Regions from separate parts of the Homo sapiens genome. Here all the other regions are linked to region 1. Evidence: read pairs that join two places in POLR2A ChIA-PET (ENCODE). Cell type or tissue: OCI-LY7. All regions are shown on one strand. Links, peaks and the distances in the headings refer to the core of each region. The heading gives the core; the rest is flanking DNA.

Evidence for each region. ChIA-PET counts read pairs that join two places held together with the same protein. Peaks named below come from ENCODE experiments on the same cell type or tissue, not always from the same donor. Only the 100,000 strongest peaks of a DNase experiment are listed, where the experiment ranks them.
Region 2: POLR2A ChIA-PET joins it to region 1 with 10 read pairs; 1 of 35 experiments calls an interaction of 5 or more read pairs at or near these places.
Region 3: POLR2A ChIA-PET joins it to region 1 with 5 read pairs; 2 of 35 experiments call an interaction of 5 or more read pairs at or near these places.

Annotation. Positions count from the first base shown.
Region 1 is chr12:68,634,035-68,644,100 of GRCh38, forward strand. The region is part of intron 1 of RAP1B (RAP1B, member of RAS oncogene family); the gene reads left to right. It also overlaps the pseudogene ATP5PDP4. Among named protein-coding and RNA genes, the nearest start is that of SNORA70G, 12 kb to the left of the region's middle. RefSeq lists enhancers at 2,418-2,537, 7,122-7,251. In OCI-LY7, for the core only: no CTCF peak of the experiment used is centred there; DNase peaks (open chromatin) are centred at 4,357 and 5,547; H3K4me3 peaks cover 1,232 bases; H3K27ac peaks cover 4,216 bases.
Region 2 is chr12:69,902,643-69,912,708 of GRCh38, forward strand. MYRFL (myelin regulatory factor like) reads left to right here. Exons shown (of 25, transcript NM_182530.3): 11 at 1,002-1,202; 12 at 7,327-7,435; 13 at 8,179-8,288. Among named protein-coding and RNA genes, the nearest start is that of MYRFL, 82 kb to the left of the region's middle. RefSeq lists an enhancer at 3,680-3,749. In OCI-LY7, for the core only: no CTCF peak of the experiment used is centred there; a DNase peak (open chromatin) is centred at 3,939; H3K4me3 peaks cover 3,331 bases; H3K27ac peaks cover 4,820 bases.
Region 3 is chr12:68,239,112-68,249,177 of GRCh38, forward strand. IL22 (interleukin 22) reads right to left here. Exons shown (of 6, transcript NM_020525.5): 6 at 9,131-9,765. The coding sequence ends at 9,688. Among named protein-coding and RNA genes, the nearest start is that of IL22, 9.5 kb to the right of the region's middle. RefSeq lists an enhancer at 2,094-2,233. In OCI-LY7, for the core only: no CTCF peak of the experiment used is centred there; no DNase peak of the experiment used is centred there.

The DNA.
Region 1 (10,066 bases), core at 1,968-6,967:
ACCAAGGTAGAATGAATCAGACTTGATAATGGAGTGAAGAGAGAAGAATCCATGACAACTCCCAGGTATACAGCTACCTATTAAAATAATATGCTATTGAAGTCCTTTAGGTGTCTTAAGCACTATAAACACCTAGATAGATATAATTTTAAAAAATAGCAAATTAACATTTACTGGCTACTTCCTATGTGTTACTCATTGTGCTACACATTTTGCATAGGGTAAGTTATTTCATTTGAATCTTTAAGAACTGTAAGAAGTAGATACTTTTATTTCCATTTTCAAATGAGGAAATGAGACACAGTTTAAAATAACGAGACCAAAGCCACTCAAGTAGAACTGATTCCAACCCAGACAATGGGATCTAAAGCCTATACTGAGTCAGTATGCATCCCTGTAGATTTTACTGCTAGTTCAGATGACAGGGAAAAAAGGACATTTTTTTAAGTCACATCTAGAGAATTGGGAGCAGGGAGGAGTTCTACACAAATACAGCCTATTTGGAAAGATCTGATAGAAACTAATAAGGTGATCTTGAGCCTATATTATTATTTTTTTTTTTACCTGTTTTTGAATTGTTGGTCTCTCCTTTTTTAAAAAATCACTTAACTATTTTGCTTATCTCTTGACTCGGCTGAGAAATCTATTAAACTGGTTCTTCTGCATTTGTCAGATTGTTGATAAATTGTTACCCTCTATTCTGTATTCTACCATACATGATCAAATACTGAACTGAAAAGGTAACTATAGAAATAAAGCTGGAAAAGCTAACCTTACGTTGCATGTCAAATTATATGTTGTTGAATATTTCAGGGAGAAAGTTGGTGTGATTAATTGAAAAAACTTGATTTACTAGCAGTATTAATCCATGAAAAGGGCAAGGGAATTTTTTTCTTTCTTGAGGTATTATAAATATGATCAGAATAGAGAAAATGCTATACACAGTTTGATAATCTACAAATTTTGCACTTTCTAGATTTAGAAATCTTGTTCACAGGAGATCTTTCTTGGCAGAATGAGTAAGATTGGAAACATTTTCCATGTGTCCTCATTATGAGAGAGGCAGACAACTCAAAGTAAATATGATAAGCAGTCTTCATTTTAGCAGCTTTCTATTTATTTTATAGTTCCTTGTTAGAAGTTTTATTTTTAAAAGAGGGTAGGAGAGGCAGTGTTTGGGCCCCTTATTTTTTCCTTCAAAAAGAATTTTTAAAGTCTGTCATTGTGTTAAACAGATTCATAACAGGTCCTTCTGACAGTTGAATTAGTTGATTTTATTTGGGAATGAGAAAAGGACACAGTTACCCTCTTTAGCTGTTAAAGTATTACTTTTGGAGTTGGAGATGGAAAGGAGAAATCAAGTATCTTCTCTTCCAGAAAGTGCAGTGGGAGAAGTAATGTTACCTGACTTCAGGAACCAGTATTTAAGGCCTCTTTTTTTGAGACAGAGTCACTCTGTCACCCAGGCTGGAGTGCAGTGGTGCGATCTCGGCTCACTGCAACCTCCGCCTCCTGGGTACAAGCAATTCTCCTGCCTTAGCCTCCCTAATAGCTGGGATTACAGGCGCCCGCCACCTCACCCAGCCAATTTTTGTATTTTGGTAGAGACGGGGTTTCACCATATTGGCCAGGCTGGTCTCGAACTCCTGACCTCAAGCAATCCACCCGCCTCGGCCTCCCAAAGTGCTGGGATTACAGGCATGAGCCAGCGTGCCTGGCCTACTTAGGCCTGTTTTTATAATTTAGGGTCACAGAATTTCAAACTGGGGTTAGGGGGTGAGTGTAGTAGTTAAACAACTTGAGATTGGAGAACTGCTTTTGCAAAATTTCCATTTTGGTTATACCCATGAAATTTTTTTTTTGTTACGAAGTCTTGCTCTGTAGCCCAGGCTTGAGTGCAGTGGCAAAATCTCTACTTACTGCAAATTCCGCCTCCTGGATTCAAGCGATTCTCCTGCCTCAGCTTCCTGAGTATCTGGGACTACAAGCGCCCGCCACCACATTCGAGTATTTTTTTTTTTTGTATTTTTAGTAGAGATGGGGCTTCACCATATTGGCCAGGCTGGTCGCAAACTCCTGACCTCAAGTGATCTGCCCGCCTTGGCCTCCCAAAGTCCTGGTATTACAGGCATGAGCCATGACAGTCAGCTATTTTTTTTGGCATATTTTAAGGGACAGAAATTATGCTTTTTAAATGTTGCTTATTGCTTTTCAAGGATTTGATTCTTATAAGCTACTTCTTCATTTATTAATGAGATTTAAGAAAGAAATCAGGTTACAAAGTTATGAGCAATTGTCTCTGGAACCCAGAAGTTGGTTTTAACACTAGAGTTTCTGCTGCAGGGCATTTTTACTGGACTGTGATTCCTAGAAGGCAAGTATAAGCACTGTTTTTTTGTTGTTTGTTTGTTTTAGAAACAAGTTCTTGCGTCACCCATGATAGAGTGCAGTAATGCAGTCATAGCTCACTGTAACCTCCAATTCGTGGGCTTAAGTGATCCTCCTACCTCATTCTTTTGAGCAGCTGGGACTCTAGGCATGTACCACCACACCCAGCTACTTTATAAATTTTTTGTAGAAGTGTGGTTTTGCTGTGTTGTCCAGAATAGTCTTGAGCAGTCTTCCCACCTCAGCCTCCCAAAATGCTGGGATTGTACAGGTAGGTGTGAGCCACCATGCCTATCCCTGCTGTTTTTTTTTGAGACGGAGTCTCTGTTCAAGCAATTCTCCTGCCTCAGCCTCCGGAGTAGCTGGGATTACAGGTGTGCACCATCATGCCCAGCTAATTTTTGTATTTTTAGTAGCGATGGGGTTTCACCATGTTGGCCAGGCTCATCTCGAACTCCTGACCTCAGGTGATCCACCCACCTCAGCCTCCCAATGTGCTGAGATTCCAGGCATGAGCCACCACACCCGGCCTGTCCCTACTTTTTTTAATGCCAAGATTTGTGTATTTCATCTTCAGTTGGGATTCATGGCATCTGTCAATAATTGATGTGAACTTAAATGGCAATTTACCTATAAAAAGATAACTTACTACTCTTCTTTTAAAAGTCTATATACTTCTGTCATTTGCTGGAAATGAATTATTAGTCTTTATTCAGCAAACATTTATAGACCAAATAGTGGGTACCAAAATAAGTACTACCCTGCAGCTGCTTGATGATGGTAATAACTAACATGTAAATCTTTAATAAACAGTGTACATTCTTAATCTGTCCATCAACTCGGTACAGTCAGTATTGTTGTCCGTATTTCACAGATTAAGACACCAGCCTAGAGGCCGAGTGCAGTGGCTCACGCCTGTAATCCCAGCACTTTGGGAGGCCCAGGCGGGTGGATCACCTTAGGTCAGGAGTTTAGGATAAGCCTGGCCATCATGGTGAAACCCCACCTCTACTAAAAATATAAAATTAGCCAGGTGTGGTGGCACGCACCTGTAATCCCAGCTGCTCGGGAGGCTGAGAGAGGAGAATCAGTTGAACCAGGGAGGCTGAGGTTGCAGTGAGCTGAGATCACACACCACTGCACTCCAGCCTGGGTGACAAGAGTAAAACTCCATCTCAAAAAAAAAAAAAAAAAAAAAAAAAAAAACAAGATGCCAGCCTAGAAATAAATGACCACCCCCCTGGTAAATTACGTAGCTAGTTTTGGTCTCCTTATTTCCAGATTTCATGTTTTATCACCCTGAGCTCCAAAGATGATACAGTATTTACTTTTAAGTGTATAAGGAAAAACTGAGTTTGGGCCTCAAACCAGCCCCAGGATTTCTTTATTTACCAATTATGAACTAGCCTCACTCAGTTCAGGAAGTCTCTTAAAATGTCAGTTATTTGGTTTCATCTTCTTAAAATGTAGAATTGCTTTATGTTATTTAAATATGGGTCCTTTTTTTTAATGAGTTAATTTGTTTGCTTTTCAAGATAATTTTGGATTCAAAGTTTTTAAGGTAACCTGGGATGCAAATTTTGCTAACTGGATTAATACAAATTTAAGTTTTTAAAATTCCATTGTTCAACTGTGTTTTATCCTGGATAGGATTAAAGCAGTCTTTAAAGGTAATCTGTTGTTGGCTTTAATGTTTTATAGTACAGTCTGGTGACACTTGGCTCACTAGTCCACATTTTTTGTATATTTGGTATATAGATTTTTTCCTTGGTAGTCACTTGTTTTTAACTTCTTTTTATATTTTACTTCCCAGTCTTAATCTCTGTAACCAATTTGTATAATCCCTTATACAGTTAGTCTCTTTATTTGTGGTATTATTTGAAGAGAAGTGTGTTTCCTGAGAGAGGATGTCATGTCCGTGCCCTAATTTTTAGTTACATGGCTTTTATTTGCATAAATAGCATGCGAGAAGGTAAAGGAAAATGTGGTTGCATCTTGTCCTGGTTGAGTGCCCACTAGTCTTAATGGATTTTCCCAGTTGTGCATACTTTAGGAGTAAGGATGTTGTCTTACGTTTATTTTCACTCCTTTTTAAAATGTGTATTGTTTTTGAAAGATAATGACTCCAAAATATCTATAATATCAAACAACCATTATGAAGTTAGAGAAATAATATTTAGATTATATTAAATTTTATTACCAGTGCAATTTATTTTTTTATAGTAATTAAGGAATCTAACTTTTTTTTGTTTTTTGAGACAGAGTCTCACTCTGTATGCCTAAGCTGGAGTGCAGTGGCGCAATCTTGGCTCACTGCAGCCTCGGCCTTCCAGGTTCAAATGATTCTCCTGCCTCAGCCTCCTGAGCACCTGGGATTACAGGCATGCACCACCAAACCCGACTGATTTTTGTATTTTTTAGTATAGACGGGGTTTCACCATGTTGGCCAGCTAGTGTCGAATTCCTCACTTCAAGTGATCTGCCTGCCTCGGCCCCGCAAAGTGCTGGGATTACAGACATGAGTCACCACGCCCAACCTAAGATGCTTTTAAAATTCCATTTATGTTTAATTCTTCAAAGTCTGGTACATGTAACATTATTATAACAAAACATTTTATAATTGAAAGGGACTTTAGGGATCTAGTCGAGAAGTCAAAAACTGCTGGACCAGGGTTCAGAGCTCTTATCTCTCAAATTGATTTTGTTGGTTTATACAATATTCATAATTTTTAGAATTCAAATGACTTTACCCGTAAAGCATTCACTCCCTACTTGACCACAGTCTATGTTATTACCTAATAAGACCTTAACTGCTTCAAGCGTTTACATGGTTACCTGGCTGATGTAAGTCATCTGAGTGTTCAGTATTTCCCCTTTCCCTCATTCCATCTTTTTGTAGACAAGGAATCTGGAAACCAAGAATTAAGTGATTTATCTCAAAATATACGACTTTTTAAATAGAGCTTCTTAAATTCAAAGTTAATGTTACTTTCTACAGCTTGTTGTCTCCTTAGAAAATAGTACAAGGTAATACGTAATCAAGTCCTAAAGTATTTGGTATAACTTGTCATGAAGGAGAATGATCACTGTGGGCTGAGTTAGTGCAAGAATGCTTCAGAGACATTTCCTTGACACTAACCTCCTAAGAACTGCATCTTGAGATATGCTGCCCTGATCTGTGTTGTTTTTGCTACACAGCTGAGGAAAAGAGGTACATATCCTCCTCTAAAGAGCTGGCACAGGAACTCACCAAAGGGCATTTTGTACATATTGAAAAACAGCACCTCATAAGACCAACTACATTTAGACTTCTCCAGAAATCCCATTTATGCCCCTTTTTGCAGAGGAAGGGGCTGGATTGACTCCCAAATCCAAATTTAACTTCAGCCACAAACTAATTAGCATGTCACCCCACCAAAGATTTTTTTTTTTTTTTGGGAGACTGAGTCCTGCTCTGTGCTAGGCTGGAGTGCAGTGGCACAATCTCAGCTCACTGTAGCCTCTGCCTCCTGGGTTCAAGCGATTCTCCTGCCTCAGCCTCCTGAGTAGCTGGGATTACAGGCATGCACCACCACAACCGGCTAATTTTTGTATTTTTAGTAGAGATGGGGTTTCACCATGTTGGTCAGGATGGTCTCCATCTCCTGACCTCGTGATCCACCCACCTCAGCCTCCCAGAGTGCTGGGATTACAGGCATGAGCCACCATGCCCGGCCCAAAGATGATTTTTTAAATGCTCAACAGGACAAAGCCTAATGGTAGTCTTTTGTTAAAAACAAAATTTAATATCAATCCATTGACAGGACTCTTTGTGTACTGAGCTATATAGTAATTTCACCTTAATAGAAGTTCTTCATAACCACCCCATATAAAACCATCCATTCTTATCTCTTTTTTTTTTCTCCATACTGCTTATCACAGCTGACACTTTATACTGACTTTGTTTCCCCCTCTATACCCTTTACTCCAGATTATAAATTCTGAGGACAGGGTCTTTCTTTCACTGCTTTATATTCCCACTGCCTAGAATAGTGCCTAACATATATTAGGTACTCATTATATATTTATTGATGTCAAATATTGATTGCTGTATTATAGTAGTGTTAATGGAAGGTGTCATTTCTTAGATTTTCTTTTCTGACCAGCACAGTTCTTGGGTTGATGGAGTATGTCCTCAATAAATCTCAGCATCAAATAAACAAGAATTTTCTTTTTAATACATAAATTTGTCATTTTGTTACGCTTTTTAGTTTCCTCAGTGATTTTTTAGAATAATTCTTGTTCATAATTTGGATCAGTAATATCTACAGTTGAATCTTAGGAAGAATGTTATAGGCAATCCAGAATGTTGGATAATTAAATCAGTTATTTGCATTTTGATGTGTAATATAGTGAACACATTTAGACAAAAAAAAAGCTACCCCATAAGACCAGTTTTTATTTTCTTTGATTCATGTCTTCAGGATTTTCTGTTAACTCAGAATTATTATAGCATTCATTATTGTTTTGTGAAAATACTAGTTAATAATCTCCGGTTAATGAAATAATTATCTTAGATAAATTTACTGAACTTAATGTAGAATATGTTTTTTGTTTCGTTTTGTTTTTGAGACAGGGTCTCACTTGTCACCCAGGCTGGAGTGCAGTGGCACAAACATGGGTCACTGCAGCCTCGACTCCTGGGCTCGAGTGATGCTCCCACCTCAGCCTCTCAAGTAGCTGGGACTACAGGTGTGTGCCACTACACTTGGCTAATTTTCATATTTTTTGTAGAGACGGGGTTTCACCATGTTGCCCGGGCTGGTCTTGAACTCCTCCTGAGTTAAAGCAGTCTGCTTGTCTCTGTCTGCCAGAGTGCTGGCATTATAGGCATGAGCCACCACCCCCTTCTTCCACTTTCATTTCAAACAGTTATGAAGCAGCCACTGAAACCGGACTCTCGACAATGCCAAAGGAGGTTTTGTTTTCTTGTCTTTCCATGTCTTTGCTGTGGTTTGCTCTGAAACTAGAATTAAACAGCTTTTTAAATTGATAAAAAAGAACCAATGCAAATAAAACTACGGTCTGTAGAGTAAATGGAAAAAGTTGTAGAAGTAATAATAAACTACTTTTAAACAAATGAGTAAGGTAGTAGATATTTTGCAAGAAGTAAATAGCCAAGTGTAAAAGCTGTCAGTTACTTTCATCAATCAGGTTAGTTGCAGTCACGCAAATTTTAGGTGATTATATAAGGAACTCAAATTAGGAATCTTTAAATGTAAATGACCTAATACTAAAAACTACCCAAAAAATATATTCAAAGATAAATAGAAGAAATACTTATGCATTTGAAAAAATCGATGCATTCCACAGTTCCTCTGAATCAAAGGTAAAAAAAAAAAACAGTGTAGAAAATACTTTGAACAGTAGTGGAATTTTTAGTATTTTGATAGCTTTCTTTAGAAATTTAATTGATTTTCTTCATCTGTAATCTTAGATTGTGTTGGAGAGGCAGTGTGAATCATGCATAAAGTTTATAATTGTGTATGTGCCTACATGATGTAGAAATTGCACCTTTTGGCTGATGAAGTATCGTATAGTTGCACTGTTGATAACATTAAGTTCATTTCGCATATATGCTACAGTCTTTTCTGTTTAACGCGTTGAGTAAAATGAAGATCCAGGAGTCCCTCATTAGTTGGTATAATTGGTTAATTCATAGACTAAAGATGAATACAAATGTACTACATTTGCAGATTAACTCATACATAGGCATATTATTGTTAACTAGCAATTCTTAACTGTACAGATAGTTTCAAACTGCATCCAGTTTTTACAAATAAATGCTCTTGTTTATAAGGAATACCATAAAGAGAGCACATGTAAATGAAGAAAATCTTGTCACTTATACTGGAAATTCAAGCGAGAATGATATTAAAAAAAAAGTTGTTAAAGGCAACACAAGAAGTTAAATGAAACTGAGTTAGCAATGAGAGATATTGGCTAATTTACTGTGCCTAAAATTATGGTGCTATTGGTCTACTGTATAATTATTATTTTTAATGTCCAGAATGTGTAATACAAGGGCCAGAACTTCCTCCTGGACTCAATTTTATAAATTCTCGATTAGTTGGTGAGGCCAATAAGGATACTTTTTCTCGTCTAATTTGGTTTCTGGGAAAGCTTCGTTCAAGTCCTCAGTGGTCATCTGATCAAATGGAATTAAGTTCTTCATCTTCTCCATCTGTTTCTCATATTCTACAATCCTGGCCTTTGAGAGAGACACCCACTCAGCACAAGATTTCACATCTTTTTCTTCGGCATCCACCTGCGCAGTATATTTATCCTCTGGCACGGGAACCTTCAGGGCATTAAACTTCTTAAAGTCATCCACCAAACCGGCCTTGGCCACGTTGGCCTTGTAGTAAGCCCAGTCGATAACCGGTGGATTCTCAGGTAAAGCAGCCAACCTGGAGGTGAGGGTCTCATTCCAGGATTTCAGGAAACTAGCAATGGCCTTTTGGTTCTGGGGTATGATCTCTGCAAAAGCTACTCAGTCAGTGGTTTTTAGAGCAAGTTTTCGCCCAGCCATGTTGGGATTCTTCACCGACCCTGGCTGCCCACGGTCCACTGCAGCCGCCTTTAACTTCTTGAAGGTTGTTCATCTTAAAATTTCTTTCAGAGTTTTTCTGTTGATTATAGTTTTTGTTTTTCTTCCAAAATCTCTTCACTTTAAATGGTAGTACATGGCAGTAATACCTTCTAATAGTCAGAACTCTTAATAATTTATAATATCAGGTATTCTAGTATTACTTCCTATCCTCTTTTTGACTTAATCCTTATTTTCTACTGATGTACAAGTAGTTAAAAATGAGCAAGCTTCTCAGAATGTAATCATTTACTTGTGGCACACCAGTTAAAGTACTAACTTAAGTCCTTTGCTACCATATTTATCTTTTCATTCTAGATAAATTTTTTGCTTGCTAATTGTAAATATTGCATTGATATAAGATAGGTATTTAAAATGTCAGTATTTACATTGAGTATTTCTTTTTCTATAAAGCACTTAAAATATATTTAATGTTGTAATTTTCAGTAGTTAAGCATCTCTTAGTCCTTTTTGAGAAGTGTTTTCTGAGAAGTAATTAAGACTTAAAGAATAGAATTAAACTTTAATTGATTCTTTTATGCTTACCTGTTTGTTTCTTTAAAAAGGTACCCTCACCATTAGTTTATTAATCCAGTACTTTTCCAACATCAATATTTTATAGTTACTCTATGAGTTGAGTGGCTAAACTTGGTATTTTTGAGTTTTCTAAAGTCTACTTCTTAAAAATGCCAGTAATTATCAGCATTCTTATAATAATATTGGGGTAGTTATAGAACAACTTCACAATTCCTCTGTTAACTTCAGTTTTTGTTTCATTTGTTTTATAATTTTTTCTATTTATTAACAATAGAACTGTCAGGAAAAAAAATAAGCAAAAGGAAAAGAAAATTCCCTATCCCCCCACCTTGTCATGTATTTTTTTTCTTTTTTTTATTCCAGGGAATTGAAATTCATTTTCTATTATAATCTCAAGATTTTTTCCGTACTCTTGAGGTAATGTAATAATGAGATTCCTCCTAGGCTGTCAAAATTACAGTCTGCATAACTTGAGGTACAATAGATTTCATTAAGACTTCTGTGATTAATATT
Region 2 (10,066 bases), core at 1,767-6,766, 1.3 Mb after region 1:
ATCATAAAAATACATCATAATTTTAAAAACAAATTAATTTTGTTGTGAGGATTTTGAGGGATTTAGAGATGCTTACTTTAAAATATTTGGGAATATATTCAGTGGCTACAGGGAAGCAGGAAGGAAGGCAGTGCAGTGGAACATTCTTTGACAAAGAATTTTATTTAAGAGTAAAATCTCCAGAACTTTGTCTAGTCCAATGGTTTCACTTGGATTTTCTTTGAAGATTGCCAGGACTACTTCTAAGCAATGCCGTGAAACAGGCAAATCATTATTTAATAATCAGAGGACTTGTAGTTCCAGCTCCAGAACTTATTAGCTTTGTGGCTTTGGGCAATTTATTTATCTTTTCAGAGTGTCAGTGTCAATAAAATGAGGACAATAGTACGTGTCTCATATAATTGCACTGTGAATTATCGCACAACAAATGTAGCTGTTATTATTCTTCCTTCAGTATCCTCTGTGTTTAGGGAATAGTTGATGTATATTAAATATATTTGTATTATCATTTGCTTGTCACTTGTGTATGAAATCATAAATATAAAAGCATTTTGAAACTATAATAGGGCTAGCTAAATGCAAGGTATTTTTATTTATCTGACTTTAGTACACCTGTAATATTTTCTGATATAATGTTCTGATTTTAAATCATGATGATGATGACTATTCCTGGAAAGATAGCCATTTTTAGTTTTCTTCTTTATCATCCACCTAGTATAACTGATCACATTCTTAATTCCAGATAGATGCAATAGAGATTGGATGTTTCAAATCAGGGTATACAGAGCTCCTGCTAGCGGGGAGGCAGAGTGGTTAGGGAAGCCTCCCTGGCTCTCCTGGGCCCCGGAATTACTTGGATATGTCAGAATGTCCCACTCAATACAGGATTCTCTTATGAAAGACTTAGATAATATTCAGTTTGCCTTTGCTCTGAACACTAATGTGATCATCTATTCCTGCTACTGTTACTTTAATTGTAATATATTTATGTATTTTTCCAGGCCTCTAACCCTGGGCAGTTTGAAAATGACAGTGATGCATTGTGGCAGCGAGGACAAGTTCCAGAATCTATTGTCTGTCACGGTCGAGTAGGAATCAACACAGATGCGCCGGACGAAGCCCTGGTTGTCTGTGGCAACATGAAAGTGATGGGGACCATCATGCATCCCTCTGACAGCCGGGCAAAGCAGAATATCCAGGAGGTGAGCACAGATTCAGGCCCTGGGCCCCTCCTCTGACACCCCAGTCAGGTTTGCTGGGTGCTCCTGGCCTCTGACACACCTTGAACCGCACATCTTTACATGTCACCCACTGGTGTGAGATGAACACACTGCTTAAAAATGATGACTGAGCTGCTGGGCATCTCTGCTGAAATTGTAAAGCAGTTCCTCCCTGAGAGAATGGATTTACCTGACAGGAGCAGTGGGCAAAGACAGCATGTCATTGGCCTCACAGGCAGCAAGTCTCAGTTATTTTCCACAGGCCATTGCCCTTCCTTCCATACTTTGTCAGCTTCCAGAGCTTGCCTTTTCCTTTCTGTCTCCCCACTCATCTTCCAAGCACTGTCTCAGTCCAGTTCCTGATCATATTTCTCTTGGATGTCTCCAGCCTCTTCCTTCTAGAGTCCCTGGCACCAACTCTACTGGCCATTATCTTCCCCAGGCATCGTCTTTCTCTAGGAACTCTTGAGAAGCTCCTCCTCCTCATCCCTTACTTGGTCAGTTCATCGCCAAGAGTTCCGGGTGAAGACCTTTTTCCTCCGTGGAGAGGCAGTTACCTAGAGGAAACCAGAAGTCAGGCCTAGATGTCAGGAGATGGCTTCTCCGCTTTGGGCTCTCCCCAGTTACGTGACCCTGGATAAAAAGCTTAATCTCCTTGAACTCAGTGTCTTCAGCTATAAGATGAAAATGGTGCCTGCCTGCCTGCCTGACACCCTTGGCTCTTTTTTATTTTTTAACCAGTTGAACTGAATCATCTTGGAAAGCTACAACTGCTATGTAGACCATAAGGATGAGGATTAAGCTTCCAATCCATCAGCCAGCTACTAACACCTCATTCCAACTTTTCTGCCATTTAATTATTTCCCATGCATTGCTTCTACCACTTCCCCATCATCTCACTCATACTACTTCTCTTGACAGCATTTGTGAAGCTGTGTTTTAAAAGTTCCTTTTCTCTCCTTTCCTTATCCCTTTTTAGCTAATAGAAGTCCTAATCTGTTCACTATTAGCCCCTCTTCCAGACTGCATTCCTTTCTCAGTGCAAATCTGCACTGGTTTTCCTAAACCAGCCAAGGAATGTCCTCCTTTGCTTAGAGGATTCCAAAGAATGGTTGTAATTGTAGACTTTTATACTGATTGTGAAGCTGCGGTTCATATTAGAAGAGCTGTGACCTACTAGCCAGATGGGAATGCAGAGCTAGAGAGTTCTTACATACATTTCCAGATGTCAGTCCTAGATATTGTGACTTTGAACTTTAGAGAGAGATCATCTGTCTGCATTTCAGGTCACACCAACTCAAATTTATCCTTGCAATTGGCTATACAATTCACTACCAAGTCTTACTAAAATGTAAATTGAATATAACAAGTGAGAAAAGTCCTGTACAACCCTTCCTGCTACCACCAGGCATAACACAGAACTTCATTTACAAAAAGTCTTCAAATATTGCTTGTTGGTTTGAAGAAAATATATTGTCTTAAAATAACAAGCTTCTGGAGAACTTCTCACATCCCTTCTAAAAAGCCTTCTCCATCTAAATGAAATGTCACTTCAATCCAGGCTCTAAATGTGAAATTTCTGTATCCCCTTCCTGCTCATGGCAGCATGATAGAATAAAGAAAATCCTGGTCCGTGGTTAGAAGTCTAAGAGTTTAGTCCTGACTCTGGCAACCACCAGCCCAGGAACTTTGGCCGAGAGGCGATCTGTGACTCTGTTTTGTTGTCTGTGAACAGGAAATGCTCATATTCATTTTACCCAGGTTAAGAGATTTTTCTAAACTCATATATGTAAGGTATTTTTTAGCCAGACAAGTCTAAGCAAAGAGAAATTATTTTCTATTTATACAAAATAAAAATTACATGTAATTTATTTATTAAATGATTTCATATTAATAGATTTGTTTTGATAAATCTGTGCACATTTTTGAGATATATATTTGTAGAAATCTTGTCTGTCCCAGTCCACTGTTTATTACAGAGATGAGGGAGATGATGGTAATGTTGATGATGCTGATGACAGATGTGTGAATTTCATCTTCACCTCTTCCTGACTTAGTTTTTGCAACTTTTAAAAAGAGAGCCTTTCTTTCATATACTCTGGGGATCTGACCCTTGGTCAATTTGATGGCATGCATAGGACTGGAAGCAATTTCTTATTCTTTAAGAGTGCATTCTAACCACAGCTGGCTTCTGAATGGATGAGCTGCTACAAAATGTAGTGGTCAAATATGTTACCTAATACTACAATTGGGGAAAATGGATATGGGCTGCTGCTTTGCCCTATGTGTTTCCTCACGCAGGAAACACAGATTTCTTTGTGGATATTAAGAACATGATTATCTACAAAGTCCTGGTGGGGGAGATCTCTGATGCTCACAGGGACACAGATCCAAGACATGGAGAAGATGACGCAGATATGACCGAAACCTCTGCAACTGAGGTCCTGGGCAGAGGAGCAGCTTAACTTGCCCAGCCATTGGCATCGTGTCTACTGATGCGACTGCAGACTGTGGAAGGACATGCAGCTCTGACGGTGGAAACTGAGCAAAACTAGGGGGGAAGGACACGCTGAACACTAAAGGCACATGAAGAACCTCAATGTCAATGCCCAAAAACATGAGGAAGTTGAGAGTTGAATACATCAGTCAAATTCTGTGGTGAAGGCTGAAAAAAGGTAGCAAGATATTAAAAAATTCAAGCCAGAAAAGGGAATCGTTAAGATGAAATGCTCAAAGGCTGTTTTGATTTTCTCCTAACCACAATACCCGTGTGCTAGTGGAAGACAAAAGTAGACATGAAAAAAGCTCAAGAAAGTCAAACATGCAAAGTCTCCCTCTGGGCCAGGAGCCAAACGCAGAAGTTCCTTTGCTCAGGGTGAGCAGGTGTCATTTAAGCTGCTCCTAGTCCAGACTGTGGCTGGGCTGTGGGCCATCACCAGATGACAGATAGCCTTCCCTGAACAGACTGAGTCCCATGGACTGGAAGGTGTTGTCTGTGATGCAATTCTTGAGCTAATGATATATTATAGAAACCTTGGGTGTGAGGCAGCATGATGCTGATGGCTATTTGCATCCATGGTCAAAACTTTCCAAAACTTCTGTGGGCAAGGTCAAAGCAGACACCCAAATTCAGTTTTCAGTTTCTTACTCAACAGGCATTGAAGAGCAAGGCACAGCAGTAAGTGCTGGCCTGGGTAGGGTTCCTGGGAGGATTCAAAGAAGGCACACCCTTTGCCTCAAGTGTTTTCCCTAGGCCAAGTGTACACATAGGGATCATGCAATACAGGCTACTGTTTATATTTAGCTTTGGGAAGACTATAAGTCCAGAAATTAGAAAAGCATTTTGTTTGAGGAACATTGTCATATAAAATGTTTAGGTCTCCAAGTAACCCTCAAAATTTTTCTTGGCTGAAAATCTGTCTAGAGGATGATAGTAGTACCAGAGAACCTAATGCTATGTCTAGCAGTATGTCTTGGGGAATCAAGGATCCAGTTTAGAAACCAGGGACCATTTCCCTCTCTGTAGCCTGGACAGCCTACATGAGGGTACTTTCTCCTCTGCTTTTCATCTGCAACAAAGGAACCAACACTGCCTCTGCTTCCTTCTTTAGCTGGGGCCCTGCAGGTGGGGCAGGAACAAAGGGGAAAATAGGGATTGGGCATAGGACTCACAGGGGCCTATGGCTGAGGAACTGGGTAGGGCCTAGGCAGTGCAAGGCCAGTCCAGGCTGGCTCCTGATTGACCCTCTCTCTTCAATTCTCTTCATGTCAGGGATTGTCTTGCCATTTTAATACCTTCGTTCTTTTATTCCTTCTTTTTTCCATCAAAAATTTTAGGTGCCTATTACATGTCAGACACTTTGCTCGGTACTGTGCAGGTCCTGAGATAAATAAGACTCAAGAATGAAACTTTTACTAAAATTTAAGCTCCAAAAGAGAAACACTCATTGAATCTCCAGTGCTTAGGAGATCATCTGGCACATAGTAGCTACTCAATAGATATTTGTTGACTGAGTGAAGGCGCTCACAGTGATAGATATATGCACAGGGCTATATGAGATTGTGACTGTTCCTTCCAAGTATGACCTGCAAGGCCCTCCCTGCTCTGGCCTTAACCATTCTAGTCCAGTAATGCCAAATTCTGCCTTTGTTCTGCAGATGTCATTCAGGGCATTTGCTGTCTCGGGCCTTGGTTCATGGTGTTCTCTGTGGCTAGCATTCCTGTCTTAGTCTCATCCTTCCCCCTCCCTTCCTATCTTACATCTTTCCCTAACGCTTTAAGTTATCAATGTATTTAACAATTATTAGCTGAGCACCTACAACATGCAAGGAATTGTATTTGAAACTGGTGATATGTTGATGAACCATGACCTTAAACATGTCCTCACTCTCACGGGGTGTATGTGATATAGGAGAAGACAAAGAATGAAGTTGACACAATTAGTTGTCTTGTAATTGTGACTCATGCTATGAAGGAGAACTGGTGCTATGAGCACATAAAGCAGAGGAACTTTGCCTAGACTTGGAGGTCAAGAGATCCTTCTCTGAGAAACAATGCTTACATTGGTGAAGGGGAAGGCAGGGGAATGGGAAGGAAGAGCTTTTGAGTCTGGGAAAACAGCATGAACAAAGGCTGGAAAGTGAAAGGAGCAGAGTTTGTCTGAGGAACTGGAGTAAGCCAAGATCTCAGCTGGGCTTCATCATCGCTAGGAAGCCTTCCTTTACGTGTCCCTGAGAATATTTTCAACACCTCCTCAGAGCTGTAATGATTCTCTGTGCATAATTCCATCATTGTACTATGTTTCTCACATTGTAATATAATCATATATGATTACGTATGTATCTATCAGCTGGGTCTTCCTGTCTAGACCACAAACTTTTAAAAGGCAATTTTTTAAAACTTTTATTTTAAGTTCAGGGGTACAAGTGCAGGTTTGTTACATAGGTAAACTTGTGTCATGGGGGTCTGTTGTACAGATTGTTTCATCACCCAGGTATTAAGCCTAGTACCCATCAGCTGTTTTTCCTGATCCTCTCCCTCCTCCCACCCTCCACCCTCCACCTTCAAAAGGCCCCAGTGTATGTTGCTCCCTTCTATGTGTCCAGGTGTTCTCATCATTTAGCCCTCAGTTATAAGTGAGAACATGCAGTATTTGGTGTTCTGTTCCTGTGTTGGTTTGCTAAGGATAATGGGCTCCAGCTCAAGGCAATTATGTTTTAAGTCCCAACACTTAGTAGTGCATGATATGTTAAAGGTGATTGGTAAATGTTAGTCAAATAAAACAAAGAATGAATGATGGCAGTAAGCTCAGAATTATACTCTGGAATAACTTCCTGAAATAAAGCTAATCCGTTTAGCCAATTAAGCACCAAGCTACCATCTTTCACAACCAGTCCAACTAGTGAAGGGCTGAGAATCCTAAACGATGGTGGAGGGGCTCTACTGCCACCTCAGGGAGTCTGTCAAGGGAGGAGCTGAGGGCCATGACAGTGGTTTTCTTAAAACAACAATAACAAAATATGTTTTTGGTTCCTCTATCACATGGATGAATGCCCAGGCAGTTTACTTTTAATTGCCTCAATAGCTACTCAATAAATATTTGTATTTATTTGTAATTCTATTATGTTCCAAAAGAAAATTTAGGGTACCCACAAAGGGCTACCAACTTTTTTGTCAGATAAAGATATTAAAAAAAAAATTCTGCTATTACTATCATTTACAAAATCTCTCAATTTAAAGAGGAATCCTTTGGATCAAACCCATTTAGCTTTAGGGAAAGTTCACTGTACTCTCTTGATTGTTATCATTTTGCTGGGACCCCGTAGTGACAGTTGGGACAGCCTTTAATGATGTGAGAGCAGTGATTGCACGTAGAGGATGCCCTGCTGGCCGGGGTGATGTGGGGGAGGCATGTCCAGGGGAAGGAGGGTGGCTGGGTCCTGAAGGGCCAGCAGTTGGGTAATCCTGGCTTGGAATCCACTTGAAGAAATTATCTCCAGCAAAATGTCCAAAAGCAATTCAGTGATGTCTCTGGGTCACTCTGGGCATTAATTTGAATAGCAAATATCTATGCGAGTAAAATCTGCTCTTCTTTAATTAAATTAGGTTGACACGAATGAACAGCTGAAAAGAATAGCCCAAATGAGAATTGTTGAATATGACTACAAACCTGAATTTGCATCTGCAATGGGAATAAACACTGCCCATCAAACAGGTACACACACAAATTCCCCTTTTAATTTTGTATTGCCAACTATTAAAATTTTAATTACCTCTTTATTTTGAGGTTATGTGCTATGGCATTTGACAACGCTATGTTGATCTAACTTGTTCTCTGTGAAACTCATAGTCACTAGAACAGGAAAGGTTAAAAAATTTCTGTGTCATTTTTACTCAACACCCCCACTCCTCCACCCCAAGGTACTGGTGGTGTAGGTTGAATATATAGTTTCTTTGCACAGGAGTCCTTTTGCTCATGGGCTGAGGGTTCAGGGACAGATGATGGCTCAACCTATGTGAGGAACGGCATTGGGCAGTCGGGAGGTGGAGGGAGAAGGTGGCAGGGTAAGTGGATCTAGATAAGAGAAGGGGTAAGCAAAGTGATGTTTATACTCCAATCCAGGAAGCCTAAAGAAGGAAGGAATAAAGGAATATTTTAGGGGCAAAGGCTTCCTATAGGAAAAGAAAGGAAATCAAGCCAACGCCCCATCTTTACTTCTATGGACAGGGATTTTAAGGCACTTACCTCCCCCCTGTTGGCCCAGAGTCTCAAAAAAAAAAAAAAAAAAGGAAAAGAAAAAACAGAAAACACTCCCACTTTTAATCCTATAGTGGTTCTTGGCTCAAAATTCCTTCTTTGCTGCAAATGTATTGTAGATCAAAGCAAAAGCTTAGAGAGGATTTTCTCCAGAAAGATCTTTCTTTGAAGATTAAACCTGTGGAGTGTTTTGTATACAGGAATGATTGCCCAGGAGGTGCAAGAAATCCTGCCCAGAGCAGTAAGAGAGGTTGGTGATGTCACCTGCGGAAACGGAGAGACCTTGGAGAACTTCCTCATGGTGGATAAGGTAATCACTGAAAAGATATCAGCTGCTATAAGCTATCAGTCTAGGGATAAACCCCCTTCTGTGATAGCACAATGGGCTGAAACATCCAACCAGGAAGTGGGACATTAAAATAATTCTTCACTGAGTTGTGGAGTGAGTAGGTATCAACTCTCTTATAATTGATATTCAAATTGATCATAAGCACCAAAAAGAAGTTCCATATGATAAAAAGGAAAATGCATATGCAATAGTAAGAATTCGAGTTCAGCAGATCTTAACTGGCACTAGGAAAGTCCACTTAGCATGAATGCACTTTAAACAAGGGCCAAACATCATGATAAATACTGACAAAAAAGTTTTAATTAGACTTCATCTTTTAAAATGGTAATAAACTTATGAAAAATGCATTATATTTTAGGTAATGCAACTTAAATTATAATTACACAATGTGTTTCTTCTTAGAATGATTAAAGATTAAGTGAAGTGTTGAATTTTTTGAGCATAGTTTTTTTGATGAAACGGTGTTTGACTTTTACAGTATAATCATAAAGTGAGTCATTTTTATGAAGATATTCATGGGCCTGATCATTTTTTTCCCAAGGGCCTCTCTTAATTCTTTGATATTCAAATCATTCTCTTTTGAAGGAATGCCATCATGCCTGTAGATTAGCTCGTCTTCATTTGGTAATGGGTCTAAATCTGCCAGTTCCTTGCTTGTCGATGCTGTGTGTATGATTTGAGGAGTTCCCTAATACCATATCTATTGATTCTATGAAATCCTGCATTTTTGCAAGGTTTGCAAATGCACTCTGATGCTGATTTGTTTTATACTGCATTATTATATTTGATGCTGAGAGGAAAGACCAATTGATATAAGGGTTTTGTAGTCATGGGGAGAGATGCTTGAGTGGAGACTAATTTATAATTTGTCAGTTAATGGAGGTAATGCTCCCTGAACTTCAAAGTGCACATGCATCACTGGGAATCTTATTAAAGTGTGGATTCTGATTCTGCAAGAATGGAGTGAGGCCAGAGATCCTGCAATTCCAACCAGCCTCCTGGTAATGCCAATCTTACCAACCTTGCTGGTCAGAAGCCACACTTGGAGCAGCAAAGCAGAGGATGCCTTTTCATGTTAGGCACCACCACCATCTTCCACCTACCAGCCACTGTACCACAAACTCTTAGATGACATGGTCTGGGAGGCCTGCTCAGCCCAGGGCTGCAAGAGCACAGTGGCAGAAGTTGACTTACTGCCTCCTGCTTCCCAAGAACATATCTTCGATAGAAGCAATTCTTCAGTCTCTCTCCCAGACCTGGGCTATCATTTCACTTGAGAGGTATATCATGAAACATTTATTTATATATTTATTTCCCAGGTTTTTTATTGTGGTAAAATACACAAAACATAACATGTATTATCTTAACCATTTTTAAGCATACAAGTCATTGATGTTTGATACGTTCATCATGTTATACAACCATCACCACCATCCATCTCCAGAACTCTTTTTCATATTGTAAAACAAAAACTCTGTACCTGTAAAACAATAACTCCCCATTATCCACTTTCCCTAGCCCCTGGCAACCACAATTCTATTGTCTGTTTCTATGATTCTGACTACATATAAGCAGAATCATAGAGCATTTCTTTCTTTTTTTGTGGCTGGCTTATTTCACTTAGCTTAATGTCCTCGAGGTTCATCTATGTTGCAGTGTGTATCAAAATTTCCTTTCTTTTTAAGACTGAATAATTTTCACCTTTATTCACATTTTGCATATCCATTCCTATGTTGATG
Region 3 (10,066 bases), core at 3,066-8,065, 390 kb before region 1:
GAAGGGCTGTCTGCAAGAGCTGAGGCTTTTGGTAGAAGTACATAGCCAACCAGCATGGCAGCCTGGCAGGAGAGCTCCAAGGGATTAGATACTCTGACCTTATCCTCCCCACCCCCCAGCCCACCCTTCGATCTCCCGGTACTTCTTCCATTAGCCAAATACAATCAAAAGCCAGGGAGCTTGCATGTATATGAACCAATCCATATACGTCAGCCTCTTTGGGCACCAAGTAGAGTGGAAAAGTACAGAATATGGATCTGGAGGGCCAGATGGACACCTTGCATCCCTTGTGTCTTCAGCATCCACTCTTATCTTTATCCAGGTGAAAAATGTGTATTGGCAGCCTAGGAAACATATAGAATCTCATCAGCTACCATATCATTATAGGATGATGTCATTGTGGTCATATTCCCACCTGAAAACAAAAATATTAGCCACCACAAGTACTCTTCAAATAAAAGGGAGGAAAGGAGGGGAGAAGACAAACAATGAACAGAAATCCTATCTGCTACAGCTCCTGCTTTTATAGCAATTCGAAAGACCCAAGTTAACAAGTGTGGATTCTTTCTTCCACCACCGCTTTATTTTTCCCTTACCCTCTGCCTGTACCACAGTAGAATGGAGTCCTTTGCCTGGTAAAGTGACTTAAACCCTCATTCCCATAGAAACGGAATGCTTAATGATTCTGTCTCTTCTGAGTTGATGCAATTTTCCAATGAAAATACTCCTGAACAAGGGGCTGTTACAAGAAAAATCCAGTGAATCTCCTCGGTTCAGGCAGAAGATAAATTCACTGAGGCTGTGTTTGCCTCCGAGACAAGAGGACTTCAGCCTTCAACCCTTGGTATTACTTCATTCTCCTCATCTAAGTGTCTTCACTCAAATCTTAAAAACTTCCTTTCAGAAAAAATCACCTGTCTTCCTTCAATTCCTATACGGAGCACTTTCTGCTAGTGAATAATATAGTATAAATGAAGAACCAGAAGAAACACTAAAGAATTTCTTTTCCTGTTTGTGAATGTGATTCATACATAACTCCTATTTCCCAGGCAACCCATGCTGAGTGTCACAGTAAGAGTCACAAGCCAGATTTCTCTGGCTCTGCTCCCTTCCACTCCAATGCAATCATTGCTTCTTTCCTAGACTCTCGTCCTGGCCTTGCTTCTATCCTTACTCCTCCTAGATTTACTCTGCATTATCAACCAGAGTGATCTTTACAAAACATGAGTCATACCAAGCCTTCCTCATGCTTGAAACCCTCTGGTGGCTTTTCCTCAGCCTTAGAACAAAATCCAAAGTCCTGCTCTAGCTTGCAAAGACACACATACCTGGTCCTAGTCAAATGTTGGGCTCATCTTAAGCTTTGCCCTTTACCCAGGCTACTCCAGTCCCAACCTTCTTGCTACTTCTTGAATACGCCAAACTTGCCTCATCTCAAGGTGATATCCCCAGATATTCACATGGCCCATGTCCCCACCTCATTCAGATATCTGCCCTCCAAGAGGCCTTCCCTGATCTCCTTACCTAAATTAACCCCCATTAAGTTCTACCCCCACGCCCTACTTTGTTTTTCTTCATAGCAGATATCCATGCTTGTTATTATACTATATGTCCTCTGTTATATTTACATTAGAATGCAAGTTCTATGAGGACACGGGCTCTGTACGTATGATGTTTACCTTCACACCCCATGGCATCAGGTTAACACCCAATAAGTACATACTGAAAATTAAATAAGTGGCCAAAGTAAATAAATAACTAATTTCATATGTGCTAAGTACAACAAAGAAAAATGAAGTGGGGTGATGGGAGGGGAGGGGAGGGTGTGGAGGGTGGTGAAGAGGTTGTGTTTGATAGGGTGGCCAGCATAGATCTTTCTGAGGCAGTAACATTTGAGCAGGACCTGAATGAAGGGAGGGAATTATCATGAAATATTAGTGGGAAGATTGTTCTGGGCTTAGGAAAACAGCCAGTGCAAAGACTCCTTGTCAGGAGCTAGACTGGTGCATGTGAGGACCAGCCGGTAGGCCTTGTGACTGCAGCAGAGAGCTCAAGGGAAGGGTGATAGCAGATGAGACTGCAGAGGTGGGGTGATGATATAAACTTTCAGTTTCATTCTCACTGTGAAGGGAAGCCCTTAGGGGAAGCCAGGATGTGCCCAATCTACTGTTTTTAATTTGTAAGTTTACTTTGGCTCCTGAGTTAAAAACAGACAGTAGGAGGAACTTTAGAAACTTCAATACTATGGTAATTTAGAGGACAGATGATAGTGGCATGGATGGGCTTTAGCCAGAATGAGAAGTGAACAGATTCAGCCGTTACTTTGGAGTTAGAGCAAACAGGACTTCTGACACATTCAATGTGCAGGGTTAGGGAAGGAAAAACCAAGGTTGACTCTAGCTACTTCTGAAATATATCAGAATATAAAGTCTCTCAGTTTCTTACCTTCCAATTTTAGGGGTAAATATTCTTCCACTTATAGCTCAGTTTCCAGAAGACTGGCCAAAAAAAATATGATATCAACTTTTGCTCTAGTCATTACATGGAGACTCATTTGGAAAAGGAAAGACTCCTTAACCTCAGCTAATCACAGAAAAAAAAATATTATAATTCTATCATCCCTGAAAGGGAACATCAGTGCCTCTCAGCATTTGGAACCTGCCATGGGTGAGCAGCAACTATCTGAGGCCCATGGTACAGGTGGTAAAAGAACTTACCAAGACAGTTGTAGGTAAAGAAAGGCAGATTTATTAGAGAAAGTATGATAATATGTTGCAAGAGTGCAATGGGCAAGTTAGTAAAAGACGGGCTAACTGCCGGGAAACAAAGGCTTGCTGGGGATTTTGTAGACTGGAACGTGGGCCGAAGAGTGCTGCCTGCAGTACTGATAACGCCAAGGCTGCAGGGAGCTAACTCGCCGGTGTCTGGTGGTAAGCTGGGCACAGGAGGGCTATATGTCCTGGACCATGAAGAAAAGCAGACTTTATAGCTTATCTACTTGCTTTTTTTGCTTTCCCTCAGTCCCACCAGCCTAACTCCTTTTCCTTAATTAGGACTTCACATTCCCCCCCTAACAGAGCAAGAATGACAAATCTTTGGCATGTGAGTGAAGGTCTCATCTTCCAACTGCTTCCTGCTGACCAGAAGTGAAGAGTTGGCCCTACCTAGGATTGCTGCTCAGTTAGGAGGTTCCATGGGTCTAAATCCCTAAGTTAGGACTTAAATTGAGCCGGGTTGCTGTGAGACTATGGGGGAACCGCATTTGCAGCCTAAAATTTTGTTCTGCTGCATCCAAAGGAGAGTCATGGAGTTCTTTTAGAAGCTGATATCCCTCGCTGCAGTAACATTTTGGTTTGAGATTATTGTATTCTAGAAGACGCAACATGAGATATTGCAGTAAAAATATGTGGTGCAAGTAAACAAACTAATATGAACATTATTATAGGGGGGAGAAGTTGGGCAACCCATGGCCAAACCCAGCTGGAGAAATTTTGAATAGTTGTGCCAAAAAAAAAATCTTGACGAACTCTTTTTTGAAGGCCCTCTGATACCTTGATATTCTCTTTTACCTTTTTTAAACTTTCTTCTATTTGACCTGAAGTATTGATGTAAAAGCAGCAGGTTTCACTTAACAGCACACAAGTGCCTCCTGCCTTGGTGGTAAGCACATCTAAAGCATGTTGATTCTGCAGGACAACCCCTGACAATGAAATTAGGGCCTGTTTCTGGGCCTCAATGGCTGTGACTTTAGGTTTCCAAGATTGCTGGACTAAGATGGTGAGTGTATTAGTCTGTTTTCCTGCTTCTGATAAAGAGATACCTCAGACTGGGCAATTAACAAAAGAAAGAGGTTTATTGGACTCACAGTTCCATGTGGCTGTGGAGGCCTTATAACCATGGCAGAAAGTGAAAGGCACACCTCACATGGCAGCAGACAAGAGAAGAGAGCTTTTGCAGGGAAACTCCCCTTTTTAAAACCATCAGATCTTGTGAGACTTATTCTACTATCAAGAGAACAGCACCCATGATTCAATTACCTCCCACTGGGTCCCTCCCACAACATGTGGGAATTCAAGATGAGATTTTGGTGGGGACATAGCCAAACCATATCAGTGAGATTACAAATGCTGTGCTTGAGCATGGGTATACCTGCAAACCAAGAGTCCACTGACTATAGAATATTCTAGACCATTTCTCTCCATAATGGGATTATCAGTGGCAAGGATGCCAAATGGTGGGAGGTTAAGTTCCACTTTTGTTTTCTTTCTTCTGATGATCTTTAGAGGGCTCCACTTAGGAAGAACACCAAATTTGGAACTTGGCCAGAGGTTATGAAGTTCGAGGAGTTATATATATGCGCTCCAGGTATGGCTGCAGCTGTAGTACAGGTGCCCATCCACTTAATAGGCAAGGCTAGAAACATGATGGATACCCATAAAAAGAAGAACCCAATTCCTTTTAATGAAACTCCCAAGGAGGGACTTTGTAACCAGGCATAGGCGTGATCAGTTTGGATTCCAGTATAATTTGCATAAATAAGGGGATTTCATGGTCCCCGGGGATTAAATGTGAACGGGCAATGACCGAAAAAGTAGTTATCCACACATAAGGGAGTCAAAGTTTCACTTGTTGTGTTGTGTAAATATGGGGCCTGACAGATAAGAGTTCTAAATATTAATTGGTTAAAGGAAAATCGAGGAAAAGCTGTATTAGTGAGGTTAAGAAGTTGTCCAGTTTCAACCCCTATTCCTATATATTCCATCCCAGTTGCTAAACTATTTACAGGCATAAAGGAATCATTTTAAATTTTGCTGGCATTAACTTTGTTGTTTTCCCACCATAGAGAAAACCTGTGGAGGTCCTCGGTGAACTCATCAGTCATCATACAGCTCCCATTCCTGGTGTGTCTCTTTATAGTTGAAGGTGTAATTACAATGGGCTTGTGTTAAAGCCCCTAGGAAAGGGCCAGGCCCTTCTGAGTTTCTGAAGTCTCACTTTACAGGCCATTTCTGGTGCCTTCCCTATTCACTGGGTTACAGTGGATGATTGCCATGAGAGATCAATTGGCCTAGGTGCCCCCCCTATACCTGTGTTTTTGGTGTACGTGTACATAGTGTAGTCAAATCCAGAGTATCAAGTATTGGGCTTGCATGGTAGCCATTTCTTCTCTAGAGAGTGGGATGGCTAGGAATGTAATGTTATTCTCGACTGCCTGCCTATGTGGGCATATCCAGCAGTTAGTACGATGTGGTATGTTAGTAACCTGAGATATTACTGGGTAGAGCAGGTGCCTGGTTGCAGCCATTGAGGCAATAGTTAGCCATGATAGACACCAACAAAACAGAGCCATATTTAAGGAAAATGACAATATATAGTAAACTTAGAAAAGAAGAAGGGCTGCAAAGAGTATGAGAAAAACAGTTAAACAAATACCTAGTATCTTAGCACATCAATGTTGTGGTTTAGGGGTAAATAACATTACTAGGACAAGTATAAAGAAATTTCGGCCCTGACACCTGTAAACCCAGCACTTTGGGAGGCTGAGGCGGGCTGATCACTTGAGGCCAGGAGTTCAAGACCAGCCTGGCCAACATGGTGAAATCTTGTTTCTATTAAAAATATAAAAATTAGCCGGGCATGGTGGCAGGCGACTGTAGTCCCAGCTACTCAGGAGGCTGAGGTGGGAGAATCACTTGAACCCGGGAGGTGGAGGTTGCAGTGAGCCAAGATTGTGCCACTGTACTCCAGGCTGGGTGACAGAGCAAGACTCCGTCTCAAAAAAGAAAAAGAAAAAAGAAAGAAAGAAATTTCATCTGGGTAGTAGTTTTGGAAGTCTCCCTGCAAATAGCAATTTTGTACTATTTCCCTTATAAAAGCATTAATATTAAGAGCATGAAGCTGCTCAAGGGAGGCAGATGGATAATTACTGAGAGCTTGCAGTAAAATTGAATAAAAAGAGCCGCTTTAAGAGTAGTATTTAAAAGAGGTGTTGGATTTATTTTCATTAACTTTTAAGGAGGTTAAAAATTCTAGGCTGCTTGATTTAACAAAACCTCTTTTACCTTTTTTCTTTAAATGAGTTTTCAATGTTTATATTCTAGTTAGACCATAAATAATGAGTCTTATCTCAGCACTGGCAGCTTAGTAACAGCAGATTTAAAGCAGGCAGAAAAAAGAGGGGGAAGACAGAGAGCTTTAGGAGACTCTACTTAACTCTGTAGTGCAGATTGACCATTTGAGCTCTGAAGTTTTCTCGTTGTAATTTGCCCATTAGTTTAAAATGTGCACAGAAACAGGCCATAATATGTAACCAGCTGGAGATTTAAAGAGAATGACAAAATCAGGGGTTAGGACATTAGAAACTGTCTTTCCCTTTTAAGGCTGGACCCCTGGAATGAACAGAAAAAGAGAAAAAGAAAAGCAAAGAATGGAGAGGAAAAGGTTAAGTTTTATGGGAGGGCTTGTGAGCCTTCCAGCCACTGCACAGCCTGTGGAGCAGGGCCAGCACCTCTACCACTTTCATTTATCTCCCATCAGGGAAAGCCTTAGCACCCCAGACTTCACAGTGTGAGACGAATTTCTCCCACTTCCACCCGTCACCAGCTAAGGTGACCTGTTCCAGCCAGAGCCGAGAGCCCCTTCAGCTTAAGGCCATTAGGAGTTGGGATTTTGTTCCAGGGGCCCTTCGGCTCTCAGGGCAATCCCGTTTCCAGTGGTGGAGCTTGCAGCAGAGGGGGCAAGCCATATGGGGCTTTTTTCCTTTTATTTCATTGGATCAGTTTGCCTTTCTTCTTGCCTGCTCTTCTGCTCCAGTGGTGGTTATCTGGAGGAGAGTGCTTAGGGCAACTTGGAGGGGGTTGGGGACTTGTAAAGCAGCCAACAGTTAAGCCTGCCTCTTGTCTCTGTCTTTTTCTTTCTTCTTAGCTTTGTTTTCTTTATTCTGCTTTTGGTTATAAAGACTAAGGAGGCTAATTTGAGGATTGCCTGCATAGGAGCCATGCTGTATTACACAAGAAAATTAGAAGCTTCTTTTTGAGAGTCTGAGGGTTAAGTTTGTTCCAATGCTTTAGAATGCAGCCTAGAGGTGAGTCTGAAAGAATAGATGGGGTTGTCCCATGGCGGGACTGGAAAACACACCACTCAGAGCCTCATGAACTGCATTTTTAGAGTTCCCAGTACTCACCACTACATCACGGAACCTCACACTGAACTGCATTTTCTCTTGGGGCATCCCACCGAGATGAAAAGCGGTCCACTTGCATCCACCAAGGGGACTTGGGTGCACTTTCTAATGGGGCATCCTACCTATTAGTAAAGACCTCTCAGCCACTTGGGGACCTTAACTTGGATGATTAGTCCAGGTACTCACTTAACGCTAGATGATCAGCCTAGATACGAGGAAAAAGGTAAAGGAAGAACTCCACCTGGCGCCAGCCCAGGGAAGGGGCAGGGAAGGGAAGACTCACTGTTCTGAGGCTGTCTGAGTTCACCTTATTCAGCAACATCAGAACAGAATGGCTGGCTGAGTCCATGGGGGAATTCAGAATGAGAAAGAGAGGGTCTGAGGCACCCAAAACATGTGTGAATTCGCTCTGAATGAGCCTCCGCTACCAGTCATGCCACACTTAGGGATTAGGGACTTCTGACCAGAGAAGAGAGGAAAAAGCCTTCCTGCCTAATGGGAGAGGCAGATAACTCTGTTCACCCTCTGACCTTTAGGCAGCACCGGAGAACAGCCCTGGCCAGTTACCATCAATTGCCAGAGAGATACTAGAAGCTGGCTGCTGAAAGACTGAAAAGAGAAAATAAACTTAGGTGCCTCACCTGAATGGGCATGGAAGTCAGATGCTTCCACGGGGACACCTTTCAGCCCACCAGAGTGTAGCTCTGGCCAGAGACCTACAATTGTCTCCGTGCTTAGATGCTATCCACTGAGGGTTCCAAGTTGGGAAAGAGAGAGAGGCAAGAGAGTTCCCTATGAGGAGAGACAGCCCCCATGCAGAGAGAGTTCCCCATAAGGAGAGAGAGCTCCCCATATGGGCCACCAAAATGTTGTGGGTGAGTGACAACTATCTGAGGCTGGTGGCACAGGTGGTAAAAGAATTTACCAAGACAGTTGTGGGTAAAGAAAGGCAGATTTACTAGAGAAAGTATGAAAATATGTTGCAAGAGTGCAACGGGCAAGGTAGCAAAAGAGGGGCTGACTGCCAGGAAAAGACAAAGGCTTGCTGGGAATTTTTTCTATGTGCTCCCCTCTCACCACCAGGCTGGACCTAATCCTGCAGGAACTTGGCCAACAACTGACAAGTGACCTGCAAAGTTGGTCCTGATTTTTTGGAGAAGAAAATACCTTAGCAGTTCATGACTGACTTCTGATCATTGACTTTGACCTCATATGAAAAGACCTACACAATCTTTCAAATCCCTTCCCCCAGGAATGGCTCTTCATTGCTGGCATCCTTTGTCCATTCTTCTTGGTAGAACAAATCCAACCTTTATCTCTACCTCTTTCTCTCTCTTCTCTGTAGCATTGTACACATTTTGAAGATGAACCCCTTTTCCTTTCTATGTGTGTTTCATAATATCTTGCCCATCTTCCACCTATGAGACTTCCCTATCAGTGCCAAACTTACTAGTAGGTATGACTCCCCAAAACACAGCTTTCCTTTTCCTTTAGTGTCTTACTTTCAGGGATACTGGAGAGTGCACCTTTCAGTAGGCCTGAACTAGAACTAAAACAGTTTATCTATAGCAATAGAGGCTACATGTACTTCTCTCCAGCAACATCATTCCTTTCTTTTATCCATAAATGACTAATGATAAGTTATTTTCAATTTCTCAACTTTTTTCTTTTCAAAGGTACATGCTGAGTCAACATAATAAATCAGTATAGGCACTATAGCAGAGAGCCTTGAAATCAGATAGACCTGGCTCAATAAGGGTCAACTATTTATAGTTATAAAATGTTTCTTAACATGTTTCTAATGCAGCTTTCTCATTTGTAAAATTAGAATAATACTAATAGCTACCTCATTTTCTTAGAGTCAAGAATAAAGTTATGGGAATGGTAACATGACAATGATGATGATGATGATGACATTAAAGGAGAAAAATCACAAAACGACAAGACTTAGGATATCCAAGTGTTTATTGAGGTCAAATAAACATGTTATAGCTCTATAATTATTGTCATAAATATCAATATTAGCCTTACACTCAAGTAGCAATATCGAATGATGTTTCTATAAATAAATCCATATTAATAAAATGATATAAATAAAATGCAGTCTTATAATAATAATAAATACATTTATAAATATAAAGTACTGATTATGGAAACATGAAGCTATTTAGGGGTTTTTTCCCCTAAAGGAATGGAAAGTAATCTTTTTTATGGAAAAAGACAATTATTTAAAAAATAAATTGTTTTCTGTGTATAGAACACCAGTTACAATGAAATGTTATCAATAAATATCTATGCTTAGAAAGTCTACCTTCTGGTCTTATAAACAAAAGTGGCATTGGTTTCCTTTGTAACTAACGCAGGGGTTCATTTGGAATCCACCCATCATGATGGAGTTTGGCTTCCCATCTTCCTTTTGGTTAAAAAAAATCGCTTTGGGGCATCTAATTGTTATTTCTAGCAGGGAAAGGGGGTTAGTTATTCATTTTTCAGCTTTGCTCTGGTCAAATGCAGGCATTTCTCAGAGACATAAACAGCAAATCCAGTTCTCCAATTGCTTTGATCTCTCCACTCTCTCCAAGCTGTGAAAATAAGAATGCAAAAGTATTTGAGCATTTATGCCATGTTTTCTAAAGTGAACAAATTAGAAATTGCAAGATTAGGTTGATGGAGACAGAAACCGAGTTTTAAGCATTTGTAAAACATTCATAGTAATATCCCTTTAGTATTGTATGATTTGCCAAAGAGCTTAAAATGACGGCTCTCTGGACTGAGAGGCCACCAGCAGGCATCAATTTCAGGTGCACCTCACACTAATGAAGCTGTTTAAAAGCTGGGCAGAGAGTTGACCACCCCTTCTTAACCAGAGCAAGGAGACTGAAG